Regions from separate parts of the Mus musculus genome. Here region 1 is linked to region 2. Evidence: chromatin loops called from intact Hi-C (ENCODE). Cell type or tissue: left cerebral cortex. All regions are shown on one strand.

What was found. A loop is a pair of places that touch in the nucleus more often than their neighbours do. Peaks named below come from ENCODE experiments on the same cell type or tissue, not always from the same donor. Only the 100,000 strongest peaks of a DNase experiment are listed, where the experiment ranks them.
Region 1: it touches region 2 in a loop (3-fold over the local background); 8 of 42 quality-filtered maps call a loop at or near these places.

What each region holds. Positions count from the first base shown.
Region 1 is chr16:24,814,439-24,822,438 of GRCm38, forward strand. All of the region lies in intron 8 of Lpp (LIM domain containing preferred translocation partner in lipoma), which reads left to right. Among named protein-coding and RNA genes, the nearest start is that of Mir28a, 9.4 kb to the right of the region's middle. In left cerebral cortex, CTCF peaks have their summits at 4,822 and 7,958 (motif pointing left); no DNase peak of the experiment used is centred here.
Region 2 is chr16:23,979,592-23,987,591 of GRCm38, forward strand. The region is part of intron 1 of Bcl6 (B cell leukemia/lymphoma 6); the gene reads right to left. Among named protein-coding and RNA genes, the nearest start is that of Gm31527, 4.7 kb to the right of the region's middle. In left cerebral cortex, CTCF peaks have their summits at 2,853, 3,898 (motif pointing right), 4,779 (motif pointing right), 5,937 and 1 weaker place; DNase peaks (open chromatin) are centred at 623, 1,590, 1,824, 2,906 and 6 more places; H3K4me3 peaks cover 5,669 bases; H3K27ac peaks cover 4,422 bases.

The DNA.
Region 1 (8,000 bases), 830 kb after region 2:
TTCATACAAATCTACATTCTAGCTTCTACACCTATAGCTTAAACTAAGTTCATTTATTTAATTAATTGATATTTTTACTTCCCCTCCATCTCATTTTACCTTATTTGCTGAGAACCCATAATATGTGATATCATATAGGTAGAGTGGGACCTCTCCTTTCTAGGAAAGGAAGTAACTTGTAAATAACTTCCCTATAAATGACAAACATATTTTAAACTATCATGGTGTTTTGGGTTGTTTTGGGTTTGTTTGTTTGTTTGTTTTTTCCAAGTGGAAGGATATGTATTTCTAACCAGGAGAAATGCGATGTGAAGTGGACAAATTCTGAAGAATTGTATTTTCTTTTATAGCTCCAGGGTCCCCTGTGCCTTCAGGGGATTGCACAGTCCCATAAATGACTGGGGATTTGTATAACAATGTGAGAGAATGGTGAAGACACCATCCACCCACATCAGTATTAGATAAGTTACTAAATAGTTATGAACAGCTCAATACTCTGCAATCTCAGTACTTGTCCAAGAACGTTATATTCCCTCACATAAACTTATATTGAAAATAAGGAGACTTATATTTTAGGTCTTTGTGTGATTTTTAAACTCTGGTGTTTGGGCCATTAGGCAGGGTTTCCATGCCAGCTGCTATTTGAAAGCATAGATAGTGCCGGTTCTTTCCCTCATAGAGTCTGCATTCTGTGGCCCTTCCTGTCCTTTTGGCAGAATGGAGGAAATGTCCCTGTAGCATGTTGCTCTTCTGCCTGTTGAGGATGGGAAATGGCAGGGAGCTGTGCCTTTTCTGAAGCGAAGCAGACTGGAACACAACCCAGTCTCAGTGCAGAGACTCTTGCTCACTGTTCATTTATTGTAATTTCCTTATCTTGTATGCATGGACGCTCGAGTGACATTCCCTCACCAGAAGACGAGTAACAGAATGTCCACCCTTGCATGTTGTCTCTATGTTGTAGAGAGCACCATCCACAAGTTAGTATAGACAGGAACTATATTCACTAGACATGTCATAACAAACACTGTAGCTTCCAGAAATATAGTTAGGTACCCTTGCTCTTCTGGAATTACCTGCAAGGTTTCATACCAACTGTACCATCCCATTCATGAGCAGTGATCCTTGGTTAGTGTCCCTACAATAAGTACCCTCTAGGACATCAGAGGTACAATGATTTTATAAAGTTCCCTGGACATGTTGTACCCCTTGCCCAGGAGGCTCCTAATAATCGTTCCTCCCATCCTCAAACACACTTCCCCACTTCATGGCTGTGAACACTCTAGGTAAATGTTCACTAATTTTTGATAATTACTGTTTCTATTTGATCTTTGAAGTGTTGGGGATTTATCTAGTTCAGGGCTATTTACTCATTAGTCCAACCACTCTCCCTCTGAGCTACATCTCCAGCCCCACACTTCAGCATTTCATGAATAGTCCTAGTCCTTTTTATTCTCGCCCTTTATATACATAGAAAAATGCCCTATCTCTCCACCCTTGCAGCCTGCATTGGGTATAGAGTCATGCATTAACATACCACAGTCTGCAGTATAATTTACATCGGGAAGCTTTTCATTTCGAAACCTCAGTTGGTTTTGGTAATGCTGAGGTACCCAAACTCCAGCGGAATTAACTAACTATTGAGCTATTAGTAAAAATAAGAAGGAAAGGTAACAGAATGAGCAGCTGTTTTGCATCAAATGCTGGGTAAGCACTCCTCATGTATAAATTCCGATTTCCTTGCTAAGTGGAATGCCATCTCATCTGATAAAGTCAAATCTGGAACCAGAAATACTCAATACATTGTGCCATTGTGGTTAGCAAAACTAAGCTTTGAACTCTGAAGATCATTTATTGCAAGGTCTCTATTCTTTCTCTTCATGAAATGGCAAAATGGCTCTTCTGATACTAATGGCTCAAATCATTATGCTTATCGACTTGCAGATGTAATCTAGAAGTAGTTTAAAGCAACATCTACATACCGACATGCTAAACATATGTTCTCCTTTGATTCCTCTTGCTGTGATGAACACAGCGACCAAAAGCAACATGGAGAGGAAAGGTTTATTTCATCTTGGTCCTCCATCAAGGGAAGAAAAGACAGGAGCTTAAAACAGAAACTTTGGAGGTCTACTGCTCTTGGCTTGCCCCGGGATTGCTTTCAGCAACCTTTCTTATATAGCCTGAGCCCACTGACCCAGGAATGGTACTGCATGTAGTGGTCTGGGTCCTCCTACACCAATTAACAATCAAGAACACTCCCCCCCCCCCAGACATACCAACAGATCAGAGTGATGGAGGCGTGTCTTCAGTGCAGGTTCCCTCTTCCAGTTATGTCAGAGTTTAGCCATCACAAATGAGTAACTTGTTCAGCATGAAAGGATAGGACTCACCCTGCTCTGCTCTGCCTTAGTTAAAGAGATAGAAGGATTGAAAATAGCACTTCCGACTCTGGTACTGTTGGCTGCAGCACACTGGGCATGCCTTGCTGCCAGAGCAGCATTAGTGGCCACTCATCAGTCTCATCAGTCAGCTTTATTTTCTGTTCAAAAACTAAGCATCAAAAACGAACCTGGATGGGGCACAGAAGGAGTTGGTAGGAGGATAGAGTAATAGAGATATAGTGCTTAACTATGACATTCTCAACAAAATTCCTTTTTATAAAAACTGAAGGAAAGTGGACCCAGGAGGGGAAAAGAGTAAGAAAGAAAGACCCTGAATGGCCCCAACCAATTAGACATGCTTCAGGCCTGTGTCGTATATGCTCTGTTCAGAGTGCTGTGGGAAAATGTGTCAAATTTAGAAGCCAATATGCCAAAACTGTAGCCTTGCCTCCACCACTGAGTCTCGACAGCAGCATGCCCGTGTAGGCATTAGAGTGCACACTCAAGCTGCACTCTATGGTACAGACAGAGTCCAAAGCTCTTAGTAGGCTGTCCTTTTCCATTACATGAGAATGTGTTGGCCAGTAGGCATTGGAAGAGGTGTGGAATCCTCACCTTGTAACTTAAGCTCCCTAGAACCATACATTTCAGTTCTTTGCATTGAGTTTTCCTCCTTTGTGTCTTGTGCATCGGGGTTCTCTCCATCCTCCAAGCCAGTTTCAGGTTTAATCATTGCCATGGGTGTGATCGTAGGAGAAGAGTAGAAACAGCAAAGGTTCACTGGCTTCTGGGTTGGGCTCTGTGTGGATTACATGGGTGACTAGGATATAATTTTTAGGGAAAAGCAGGAGAAAAGGCAGAGTAGCCAAGTATGGTGGCGCATGTCTTTAATCCCAGAACTTGGAAGGCAGAGGCAAGTGGATCTCTGTGAGTCAGAGGCCAGCATGGTCTATAGAGAGAATTCCAGGACAACCAGGGCTACAGAGAGAGGCCCTGTCTCAAAACAACAACCACAAACATTTGTGAGAAAATATGGCCTTGATTACCATATTCTGATGGTATATCTCTTGAAGATAACTACTCAAAAACAATATCTTACAATTACTCAGAGGGAACTGTAAATTATTGGAACAACTACAGATTATTTAGGTAATTCAGGATACCCAAACAAGAGGCAGGTTCTAGCAAACCTCAAAAATATTTAATCTCCCACTGTTTGCTCCCACTTCTGTTTTGTTTGTTTTTTTGAGACAGGGTTTCTCTGTAGAGCTCTGGCTGTCCTGGAACTCACTTTGTAGACCAGGCTGGCCTCGAACTCAGAAATCTGCCTGTCTCTGCTTCCCGAGTGCTGGGATCAAAGGCGTGTACCACCACGCCCGGCTTTGCTCTCATTTCTTAGGTAGTTTAGCAAGTAGAGAACACACAACAGTTACTACTCAGTTTGATCAGGGTTGAGCTCGAAGTGTGCTTGGGTCAGACAGGTGTCTTCCACTTCTCAGAGTCTAGGTAAGATTCTGGGATAGTTTACTAAGAGACCAGGGCTTGTTTGGGGAATGGCAGACTCTCCTGTGCCTAACTCTGAACTGTTACCATTCAACCAACTGAAACATGAAAAGCTATTTGAAAAATTCCCAGAAATAATTATTTTACTTTTTATTGTTTCTAGTATACAGTACTATAGTTCAGTTCCAGGATCTGCAGAGGTCCTCTCTACCAAGCCCTTTTACCACATTGCTGGCTTGAAACAACAGGTCTTTTCCACTCTGAATAAGGGGCTGAATGAATGGGTGGCTGAGACACTTTATACACTACTGTAGCAAATGAAGCTCTTTGTCTTTCCATTGTACATTACACATTTACTTTTGTATGACTTATTTTATGTATATGATACACTGTAGCTGTCTTAAGACACACCAGAAGAGGGCATAGAATCCCATTTACAGATGCTTGTGAGCAACCATGTGGCTGCTGGGACTTGAACTCAGGACCTCTGGAAGAGCAATGGGTGCTCTTAACCACAAAGGCATCTCTCCAGCCCCACATTATACATTTCTGTAGCTGTAGACATGTCAAGAGTAAGTTAATCCTGAATCTTAAGGAGAGAAAAAGATGCAGGAAAGGCAACTAGAACCAAACTAGAGACATTAATTTGTGAGTCATCTGATGGAGGGAGGAAGTTTAACTTTTCCCCACAGTAAACATGGGGGCTGGTCATTTCTTGGCTTGGGAGAAATAAGTAGAAAACCCAATACAGTTGTGACTTCTAACTTGAATACTGAGGAGCAGGTGAATTTGCATATGACCATAAATGTGTCACATTCTATTCCGTATGGTCACTTTGTACATGATGTTCAAGCTGTCTCCTCTATGGGACACAAAGTTAATAACAGTCATGGCTGTTGGATGGGCTCCTTGTTAAACACACTGCACTCTGCTCTCTCTCCAGCAGAGGCGTTCTGAGCATCTGCAGCCCTTGCTCTCTCAAGGTCACCACCATGACCATCTGTTAATATGCTCTGCTGAGATTCAGTCATTCTTCTCTCATCTCCCCTCAGGCTGTCAGCTGTCCTCTCTGCTGGGACTAAGCGGCCTCTCACAGTCTTCCCCACCACCTTCAATTGCTTATTGGTTCCAATATCCTCTGGTGTGAGGAAGAAATAACAACAAAATGGGCACTTGACTCATTGGTGAATAGGAGCTGTAAGCGTAAGAGACAAGCCTGCCCGAGCATCAGTCACAGAGGAAGGCTTTTGCTTTCACCATTTTACAAAGAGAGCTGTAGAGACTGTGTTTCCTGCTGCTTCAATTTCTCCGCCTCCTTCCATATCTCCACCATCATTTTCCTCCTCTTTCTAGTTCTCTAGAATGTCTTGAAATGTGACAGCTACATACTGTCACCCTCGCTCCGTGCAGATTTTGTTTTTCTATCACAACAATTGGAAGGCCATCCCTAAATCAGATCGTTTTAGATTGTCTCTGTTCTCGGTGGCTTTAACAACACAGTGACTCAAAGCTGCATACAGTTGGCAGCTTTCAGCCATTTATTTGGACTACCAAGCAAGAATGCTCACAGCCTTTCTGATGAACGAAGACATCTTTATTTCCAGTTCACACCCTTCATCATAAGAAGGGTATTTGAAGGGAAGCCAAAAAGCATACTTCTCAAACTTCATGTTTCACATGCTTGCAGGAATTGGGGATAATTCCTTACCCCAGCGTCTTCACAATTGTGCAGTAGAAATTGACAGTAATGTACTCGCGGTCCACCAACAAAGAGAAAAACTATATATGCTTCATTTACTTCATAGGAAAAGCTTCAGTTTTCCACAATTGTATTTTTGGAAGTGACTAGTGTATATACTCCATGGAGAGGAACAAACTTTTTTATTTTTTTCATTTTATTTCCTTACTGTCTTTGAAAGGGTCTCCATTCTGGAGGCCAAAATAGAGCCTCTGTAATAGTTACCAGAAACTTTTTTTGAAATTAGAAAAACTATGTTCAAGAAACACAGATCTTATTCCATGTTAGTGAAGGCTACAACTTGGGGGCTGGAACAAGGAGATTTCCTGCATTGGCCAAAACTTAAAGAGCTAAATTGAGAACCCTATGCCATCGCTGCTGTCTGCATTTCCCTCTGTGCACTGGGAACCACCTAGGGTCTCCAGGCCTTGTTTCGTGGCCAGGACAAGCTTTGCTGCTCCTGAAACTGCACTTTCTTTCCAGAAGTCTCCTCTCCACATCCAAGAATGGCCATGTATTTGCACACTCTTTGAGATGGCTTTCCTTGTATTGACTTATATCACTGACAGTATGAATTTATTTTGCACCTTGTCTTTATGATCTATAAACCTTCTGAAGGCCAGATCTACTTCTAACTTACCTGATTCATTTATGGGTCTGCCCCCTAATGTACTTTTCAAAAAAGTACACATTTATGGGAAGACACAAGGATGGATTACTTCTAGAAAAGTTTATATTGCAATCCCTACTATAACAATATTAATAGATATTGTCACAGGATGTCATGTAGCCCAGGCTGGACTTGAATTAATAATATTTAAAACTCAAACTCCCAAATCCTTGCATGCAGGCCTGTCCTACTATGTGGAGCTGAATAGGCACTTTGGACTTGAATGCCTTTTGTTGTTTACAAAGTTCTTTTACGTGCATTTCTGTGTAGTTCAGCACTTATCCTATGCTATGCACATAAGTGTGTAGTATAAATGTGTATGTGTATCCATTTTGTGTCTGTGTGTTGCTTATATTGAACAAACTCACACATTCATATACAAGCTGAGTTCTGTAAGGGAGAAGCTGCTATGTTGGCTGCTGGAGCCTCACTTCAGCACTTGGCAAGAAGGAAAAGCTCAGGGAGGATTTGTTAGCTGAAGGAATCAAGTTATTACCTCGTTCAGGCTTCACCATAATCATCCAAAGTGCATAAAGTCCATATTGTATCTTGTGTCTTTTCAAGTTAAAAAACTGAGTCCCAAGGACCTGCTCAGGGTTTCAAAGGTACACAGTGGCCAAACAAAAACTTGAACCCTAGCTTTCTAGATCCATAACCTTTCTTCACTGACTTCTGGGAATTTTCTATATTAATAGCAATGCATGAACTATCTCACGAGGAAAAATTGCTTCCAAATTTAAATGCGTGATGCATATGCAGGAAATCACTGACTTTTCAATCCAAGGGTAATGCGGTTGGTGTGACTTTCAGGGAATAGGGCTTTCTTTTACCCACTCTTCCTGATGGGCATGTGTCAGTGCACACAAATGCATACCATACATCCCTCACTTCACACTTTCCGAGGCTTCTTAATTCCTCCTCAGGTTCTCCATGCTCTGGTGTCTTTTATAGCTTCTGCTGGACCAGGCACCCACATGACATTTGTTATTGGGATGTCAGCAAGTGTAAAGACTGTGGGAAGAGAGAAAGCTGACCCATCTAATGTAGACGAGAGCCTGGTACTAGTAGAAGTTTGCTTCCGTCCTGATTGTAGCTCATGGCAGGAAGCAGAGTAAAGCCTTTATTGATGACTAAGTTGTATTGAATATTACAGCATGTCACTAATCGCCACGAGACCCTAATGGAATACCATTCTTACTGAGATGGGAGCCAAGGTTCAGCACTGGAGAGAGGTGACACAAACACCACAGCCAGGGAAGGGCGGCCTTAAGCCCTGTGCCTAGAACACACGAACCCTTACACTGAAATTGGCCGCATAGTGTAGGTGTTTGCACAGTCACTTTCTCTTCTTGGGAAACTATCTCTTGTGTTCTTTAACACATCTTTGTAAATGAGAAAAAGGCACACAGTGCCCTGAGATCACAGTAAAATACAAGGGAACTATATTCATTTCCCATATTCCCATATTCAGACAGACAGACAGACACACACACACAATTGAAAAATCTTTAAAAGGATTGCTGTGGGGAACAAATGATGTCCTACGTGGCTCAGCAGTTGAGATCTCACTGCTCTTGAAGGAGATGTGAGTTGGTTCCTAGCACCCAGGGTTGATAGCTCATAACTGCCAGAACTGCATTCCCAAGGAGATCTGACGCCCTCTACTGGATTTTATGAGCACCTGCACTCATAGATCCCTCCTGACCAG
Region 2 (8,000 bases):
CGAGGTCATGTTGGGCCACCTAGATAGTTGATGGCCTGGCCCTAGGTCTTCTGGCTCAGATTCCTGTACTCTTTCCAAGTCAGCCTACGTGCCGTAGGACACGAAGGACGGACGGCAGCACCCTGAGGTGGGTGAGTCTCAGTTTTAAACTACTTTGCCCACACAAAGTTTGCCCGTTCCATGGTGTCGAGTCTTACCCAAATGTGCACTTTAAAATGTGAGGTTTCTTTGACTCTGTAACCAAACCCTCAGATATTTCTCTGTGGTCTTAAGAGCCAGTCACTCAATCTCTTCAGCTTCAAGGTTATTACATTCGTGCGAGTGAGTGAGTGAGTGAGTGAGTGAGTGAGTGAGTGGGTCTGGGGTAGGAAATGGAGGGGGAGAGAGGACAGAAAAAGACAAAAGGAACTGATTTCTTCTTGAACCCGTCCTGACTCAGAGTGAGCAAAAAAGAGTTCACTTGGTCCTCACCCAGGTCCAATGACTGTCTCTTTTGAAAATAAATGCTGAAGACACGTGAAGTTTATTTACTAACTCTCTCCTGCTTCCTGTGGAAGAGCTCCACAAGCCCTTCTGGAATCGTCGGGCTGAGCTTCAACCACCAGCTCACTTGTGGCTTTCCAGTCACAGACTTTTGGAACCACGGGAAGCCCAGATTTGCCGTTTCACCGGGACGGACAAGTGGTAATGACTCACTCCAGACAAGGAACGAGGCAAACGAACAAACAAACAAACCAACCAACAAAGGTAGCCCTTCTATGTACTCTGACAGGCTGGCCTTGGGCTTTTTACCTTAAGCCCCTCTCCATCAACAAAGCCCAAGCACACAGGAGGGCAGACTGCTCTTTGGAATCACCCCCTCTCAAAAGATTCACTTCTCTGTCAGCCAAATGGTCTCAGCAGGTTCCACAACTCCCTAGGGTGGGGGCTAACTCTGGAGCTGAATGCTACTTCCTTCCAGACACTGCAGATAGGAAAGCCCTACCCCATTCAGCTGGCTTGGACAAATCACTCTTCCCTCTCCCGCTCATCATTGGACCACATCTTTATAACGGCCAGGATTCACTATAAAGGAAACTGAGGCTCCCAAAACAAGCTCTTGCCCAAGATCTCAAAACAATTCTCCAATAAAGTCCTATGCAAACAACCCCAAGGAGAGTCAGACCGGCAAGGACAGCTGAACCAGAATGGGTTTCCCTCTAATGCCGGGTCCAGCCTCAGTAATCCCCAACTGAGACGTAAACTAACCCATCCATGCATCCTTTCCCTCCCTGGGGCACTTTCCTAGTGTGCTTTGAATAAGGCAGCTTCAAGTAAGGAGTTTCCAGTGGGAAGGAAGAGAGACAGAAAGAGAGAGGGAGAGAGAATCTGAGAGTCGAGGGGAAAAGAGCACTAGAGCCAATGCTCCTTTCTTTCCCTTTGGGGAGGGGAGTGGAGTGGCAGCCGCGCTAGCCTGTTCACACACACCCGCACAAACCCCAGCCCTGATGCCAGGCAAGCTTGCGCAGACTCGCTCGCCGCACCTAGCTGTACCTGTCTTCCTGGGACCGCCCACCCCCTGGCGATCGGCTGGCACTGCTGCCCATCCACTTCGAAGCCAGGGAAGTTTCGGCCGGGGCCGAGTGGTAGGACTGTAACAACTAATTTGGTTACATTCAAATAAATGTTTTCCTGCACCTCCGTAGCTAGCATTGTGTGTGTCTTTTTTTTTTTCTTTTCCTGTTATTCTGTCAAAGTAGGGGGCCACCAGGGGAATGGTACAGCCCTCTCATTCCCGGAACGTAGTCGATCTCGGCTCTAAGGATTTCACAGAACACTCCTGCCCAGCGCGGTCTCCAACGAGAAGTAACTTTCCAGGAAGCCGCGGCCTGACAGCCCAGCCCCGGATCGCTGGCTGCACAAAGCTGACCGGGGACAGAGCACCCTTTTCCCCTAAATCCGCTGTCTACAGGGGTTCCGGGTTCCAGACCTGAGTCTACTCTGTCCCTATCCCTGCCCCCAGCAAGCTAAAAGCCGCAGAGAGCAGAGTCCAAGAGTCTGGAGACAGTCAGAGGCTCGCTTCAGGATTTCTATTTTGCCCTATTCTGGCAACTGAGTGTGCTAGGGTTCGTTTGCTTTTGTTTTGTTATTGTTTGTCTTAGGGTCTTGATGTTATTTCTTGGGTTTTCTTTCTGTCTTCCCGCTTGCTACCTCCTTCCCTGCTTTAGAAGGGAATGGGTAGATAAGAAATTAAGGCCAAAAAGATTGTGTCCTGGGACTAAGAGTCTCCATCCTTGGAGAAACCTGGCCGAATTGGGGCGCGAGGGGTGGGGAGTGGGGGAGGACTAAACCTGGAAAAAAAAGTAAACTGAAAACCCCTTCAGTCTACGTCGGCAAGAAAGGGGAGATTTCCGCCCAACCTTCTTTAGAGTTGGAGCTACCAGACTGAAGCCAGACGTGCTCCGGAATTCAGTGTCTTATTTTCCTGAAACCGTGGAGACTGGGTAACAGGGCCCACCCCAGAGAAACCTCTGACACACAGCAGGGTTGCCTCGCCTTCCCAGAAATGAACTCCGTGTGGCCACCCCCTAAGTGCTCTCGGTAGCCTTGTGCCTTTGGGGAGGTCTGCACAACCTCCATCCAGTCCTAAAAGTAACGGGTAGCATCGTTACACTGCACATCCCTTCAGTGATGGAGGCGGGATCAGATTCGCAACCCAGAGACGGGGTCTGTCTGGTTCCCTGTTTTGTGGTTTCCTTTTCCTTCGGTATGAATTAACGGTGACAAAGGTAATTTTATATGGGACAGGAATGAATATCCTAGGAGTTACCATTCTCACTTACTGGACTTCTGTCTAACGCTAGAGGGAGCTCTCCATCAAGGCTTGAAACCATAGCCGGCTGCTCGCCCCGCCCCTCCTTCCCATTGACCTAGTTTGGCCAGGGTCTGGATTTGGAGAACGCTTTTCCACTTCTCTCTACCCAGGATGGTTGTTGGGTTATTGGTAGTCTAATAACTTCAATAGCTCTCCGAAAAATCTAAAGAGGGTTCATAAAATGTAAATCACTGTCCAAGGAGTTTGAAGGCGGGAGGAGGGTAGGGATGACGCGTTGAAACATGCCCCTGAGCTCCAGCAGGAGCGCTCTTTCCCAACAGGGTGCTCAGGTCTAGCCAGCCTCTTCTGGCGAAAATGGGTAGAGTCAAAGTGTTGCTTCTGTTCTGGAGGTAGGGAAGGACAATATTGTTGCTCTTGCCTCTGGGCGGGAATGACACAGAGATAAAAAGAGAAGTTGATAGTGCGATGGATCCGCAGCTGCGTGAGCTAACCAGAGGACTTTGTGTCCTGACTTTCATTTCTGTTACGTGTCCTGCCTCAGAGCTCTTGCTAGCCTACAAGCTTCGAGGAAATGCAATAAAATAAAGGGATGTGTTTTATCATCAAGAGCTGAAGAGCTGAAGGGACGCTCCCCACGAGCCTGGTCGAGACAGCCTCCAGAAGGTCTGCTGACAATGCCAGCAAACCATGTCCTTCAGAAGAGATCTCTTCCCTCATCCTGACCGGACTGAGATCGGCGTTGGGGTGGGCGGGGTACTGTGGGGCAGGAAAGAGAGGCATCATCTCCCCAAGCAAACAATGCTTTTTTAAATTCGATCTAGACAGAAGTCAGCTAAGGTCTTTATTCACGTTAATGAAGATGGAAGGCACTAACTGTCCTTGGAAAGCGATGAGTCAAACTTGACCGCGCTTCAGACACGTCCCCAGATTCGTTTCCAACCCGAACAGAGGCGCATTTCTCCGCGGCGGCCTGGGACAACTCCCGCAGTGATAGAAGATGAACTGGATTCCTCCCGGCCCCGGCGGGGGGTTGGGGGGAGGGGGCGGGGGAGACAGCTGTGTCTCTGCGATGAGGACGCCACTAGAGGCCGCCAGTGCGTCGGTGCAACCGGGCCATCTCGGTTAAGAGCTTTGAGGGGAAAAACAAAAAACAAAAACAAACAAACAAACAAACAAAAAAAACCCCAAAACCTACGGAGGAGATGGGCTACAAATTCTCAAAGAATAAAGCTCTGCTTATTCACAACCCCTACAGACACGCGCGCGCGCGCGCACACACACACACACACAGCTAATTTCTCCCCAGGCCACTAAGTAAAGAATAAACTGGGTGAAAAGAGAGTGAGTCCGGAGTTCAAACTTACAGAAAGCCAGTGCACAACCCCAAGGAGACCAAGTAGTTTCTGGCCACTCAACTCCCAGAACAAGCACCACAGCTTAGAGATGCCCCACCTGCTCACACCTCTGTCACCTTTCCATGTCCATTGTCAAAACCTTTAAGCTAAGACTGGGAGGGGGCAGTTTCCAATGTGCACTGGATACTCCAGTGACCCAAGATTAAACTGCTCTCCCCTTCTCTTAGATAGACTGGAATGAACTCCCTTGGTGAATTCTTTGGAGTTCAGAAACTTACTGTCAGGCCCTATGCCACAATTGCAATGAAGTTTAAATCTTAAAGCTCCTGAGAGTTTGGGTGCAATCTTTCCGCTACTAAAGTTCTCTGTGGAGAGGCCACAAATATCCTTAAAGAAAGTACTGTTTCTCAGTTGACATAGATACTGATGGCTGAGCCACGGTGTATGTCGACGTCGTGGGAATATGATTTTCATCTGTCTCGTCAAAACATTGGAAGTCGGATGCTGTCTTCATTGGACAATGCCCTTCTCCTCCTCAGTCCTAGCGTCTGACCAGGATCCAGACAACACCGCTTCGGGCGCAAACCTTGAGCGTGACCTACCACTAGGTGGCGGACTCAGTCCATTCAAGAATCACCCTGTTAGCATCGCCTTCTACACTCGGCACCCCTGACCACCGTGGTTTTGTCTCTCTTGGGGGTGGGGGGAAGTTGCTTCCAAAACTGAAGTCGGAACACATTTAGTTGAGTAGATGTAATTCCGTTCTTCCGATGCTCATGACTCTAGCTAACACCGTACGGCGTCAGGAGCCGTATATTATTTGGTTATTTGTTCCTTTCTTCCTCTCCTCAAAGCTGGCTACACATTCTTTCAAAAAGAACCACACCTGAAAGTATTAAGAGAGACTCGTGCCAAAGAGAGAGACAGTGAGAGGGGGAGGGCGGGAGAGAGAAGGAGGGGAGCAAAAATCGGGAATAACCCCATGGTTCATACCCACAGAGGAAGTGGGGACCAGAGGTCAGCCCTTTCACTCACTGAGCAAAGCGGGTGCGGAACAGAACAGAATATGGCCTTTGGAGGTGCTACTGGTCCGTATCGGGAAGCAGGAAGGGTTGGGAGGAGCAAAAAGAAGCTAACCAGCAGAGCTAGTATGCAGAGTCGCCTGTCGCTGCTGCGGTCCCACTTGTTGCGCAGTGTAGGAAACCGGCACGCGCCTCGCTACTTTGTCTCTCACAACCCAGCCTATGCTGTTCCCTGCGGTCCACAAACCTCTCCCCCATCACTTCGACACAAGCCACCACGGCCCCCGGGGAAACTACAACACTTTCAGTTCTACGGTTTTACACACACACACACACACACACACACTCCTCTTTAGCTCAGAGTCAGACCGTCAATCTACTGCGGTACCTGAAGTCAAGTCTGAGAGGAAAATAGCTACATCAATCCAGAGAAGTCGCAGATAAGCCCCACCTCTATCCCACCTCATCTCCACTCCTGAAAGGGTGTCCCTTGAATTATGGGAAGGACATCGCCTGGTAGGACACCATTCTAGTTTGGAAAACAACGTGTCTCTATCTTATTTGAAAGATTAACTGCAAAGTATTGATTTTAAAAGTTTCCTCTCTCTCTCTCTCTCTCTCTCTCTCTCTCTCTCTCTCTCTCTCAGGGTTAGGGGTAAGCACATTAGGCTTATTTCACAATTATTTTTCAAATATTTGACTTTTACCAATAGTTTTACTCACCAAGGGGTGGCGCTGCCGCACTACCTCCCCTGAAACTTAAGTTTTTGGGTTTTTGTTTTTTGGTTTTTGGTTGTTTTTTTTTTTTTTTTCACAACCGAGGGGGATATCCCCAGCAGGGGACAGAGGGAAGGAAAGATTTTGACATCTAGTCATGGCTCAACCCATAACTGGAACTCCTCGGGGCTCAGCAAACGACAACTTAGAAATTTAGGATGCCATTCCTGACCACCAAGGCCAGAATAAATTAGTCTTTTCAAGAAAACACTCTGGTAAACCCTTCAAACCTGAGGTGAGGAAGAGAGTATTTAGTGAATACCCGTTTCCTGGTTGTCTCTGCTCAAGTCACTTGGTTGTCTTGAACAGCATCTAACCTTACTGTCACTACCAACAGATCTTTAAAATCATCCAATGCCTGGAAGTATTAGAAAAGAAAATCTTCCAAATAGGATGCTGGAAACTTCTATTTATAAACTAGGGGGTGGGGGAGTGGGGGTGGGGTGGGGAGGTGTCCATCTACAGCTTTCTATTTTGGCTTCAGGACTCAACTGCAGTCATTTTAGCAAGAGAAATGTCCATCTCCTGGTGTTTTCTCTCCATTTCCTCTCCCCCCACCCCCCCGGGACAAATATCTTTCCTTCTTTTATTAAAATCGGTATATAAAGAAGAATACAATTTCACCTAACTCCTTTGAGCTCAAGTTTGCTACCTCCAGGAATAGCATGTGGACTAGGGCCAGATGAACTTCAACTTGGTCTGCAGGCTTATGAGGTCCTGCTCAAGTGCCTGCCAAAGGCACTTGGTAGTAAATTGTGAGCAAAATAGATACCTGTCTCTGGATGGATCACGCTGCCCCCTCCCCTATTTTAAAGTTGTTTATTACACACACACACACACACACACACTCACACACACACATACTCACACCACACACCTCGCAAAGAAAAAGGGAAACCAGCGAACTGCAGAGGAAGCCAGAGGCATAGCTCAGAGCCACAAACTGTATTTCTAAACAGTCTCCTCTCTCTCTCTCTCTCCTTCTCTCTCTCTCCTCTCTCTCTCCTTCTCTCTCTCTCCCCCCTTCCATTCCTTGCTCTTTTCTTTTTTTTGTGGATAGTAATATACACTGGCATTGCAATATTTTCCTATGAGAACTATACAATGTTTGAAGGGGAAAAAGAGATAAAATTACTTCTTAGGGAGTGGGGTGCGATGCTTGTCAAGGACCCTGTAACTGCTTCTGAGTTCCAGCGCCGGGCTTGAGGTCATTTCTCACTACCCCTAGCACAAAAACTAAATTTCTATGGGAGGGAGCGCAACACAGAGATTATTTATTTTACTGTTAAAATAATATTGTTTGGTGCTGTTGTTTTTCATAGGGGACCTTTAAAACTCATTTTTGCAACACTAGCTCCATCTCTCGCCAGGGTTCCAATAACGCGGTATTATACAGGCAACGCAACCCGCAGTTCTCAAGACATTTAACGTTCACTGTTTCCGGCAGGGGTGGCCTCCAGCTCCCACTGCCCCCCAGGCAGCCCATTTCCTAGGTTCCAACTCTCAACCCACTCCCTCCCCGGGCCGCCGCCGCCGCTTTTCCCCATTCCTACTCCCTCCCTTGAGGAGAGCCACAGGTTGCAAATCCAACCAACCTCGCAATCTGTTTTTGCAAAATCACTCACAAAGATCTCCCTATCGCACCCGCTCCTCCCGTCCGGGGTCCCCCAGCAGGAATCACAAAGTACCCCTTCTTCCCTCCCTGATCTTGCAAATCAGGAACGCAGGCTGGGGCTCTGTTTTTCTTCCTTCTCCCAAAATAAGGACCTTGGGAATCTGAAGAGTGGCTATCGCTATACCCAGGGCCACTTTTTTTTTTTTTTTTTTTTTTAAACACAGCTTGCACCAAGGGGGAAAAATGAAATTAAATTTAGGAAAGGGAGGGAACTACCGCTGAGAGCCAACGCAGTCACGCAGCACCCAAAATACAAACACCGCGGCCGCCAGAAATCCCGCCACCTCTCCGGAGCTCCGGGCTGGCTGGCCAAGACCCCCCCGGGTCCCGCACGCTGAAAGCGCCGCAGGTGCAAA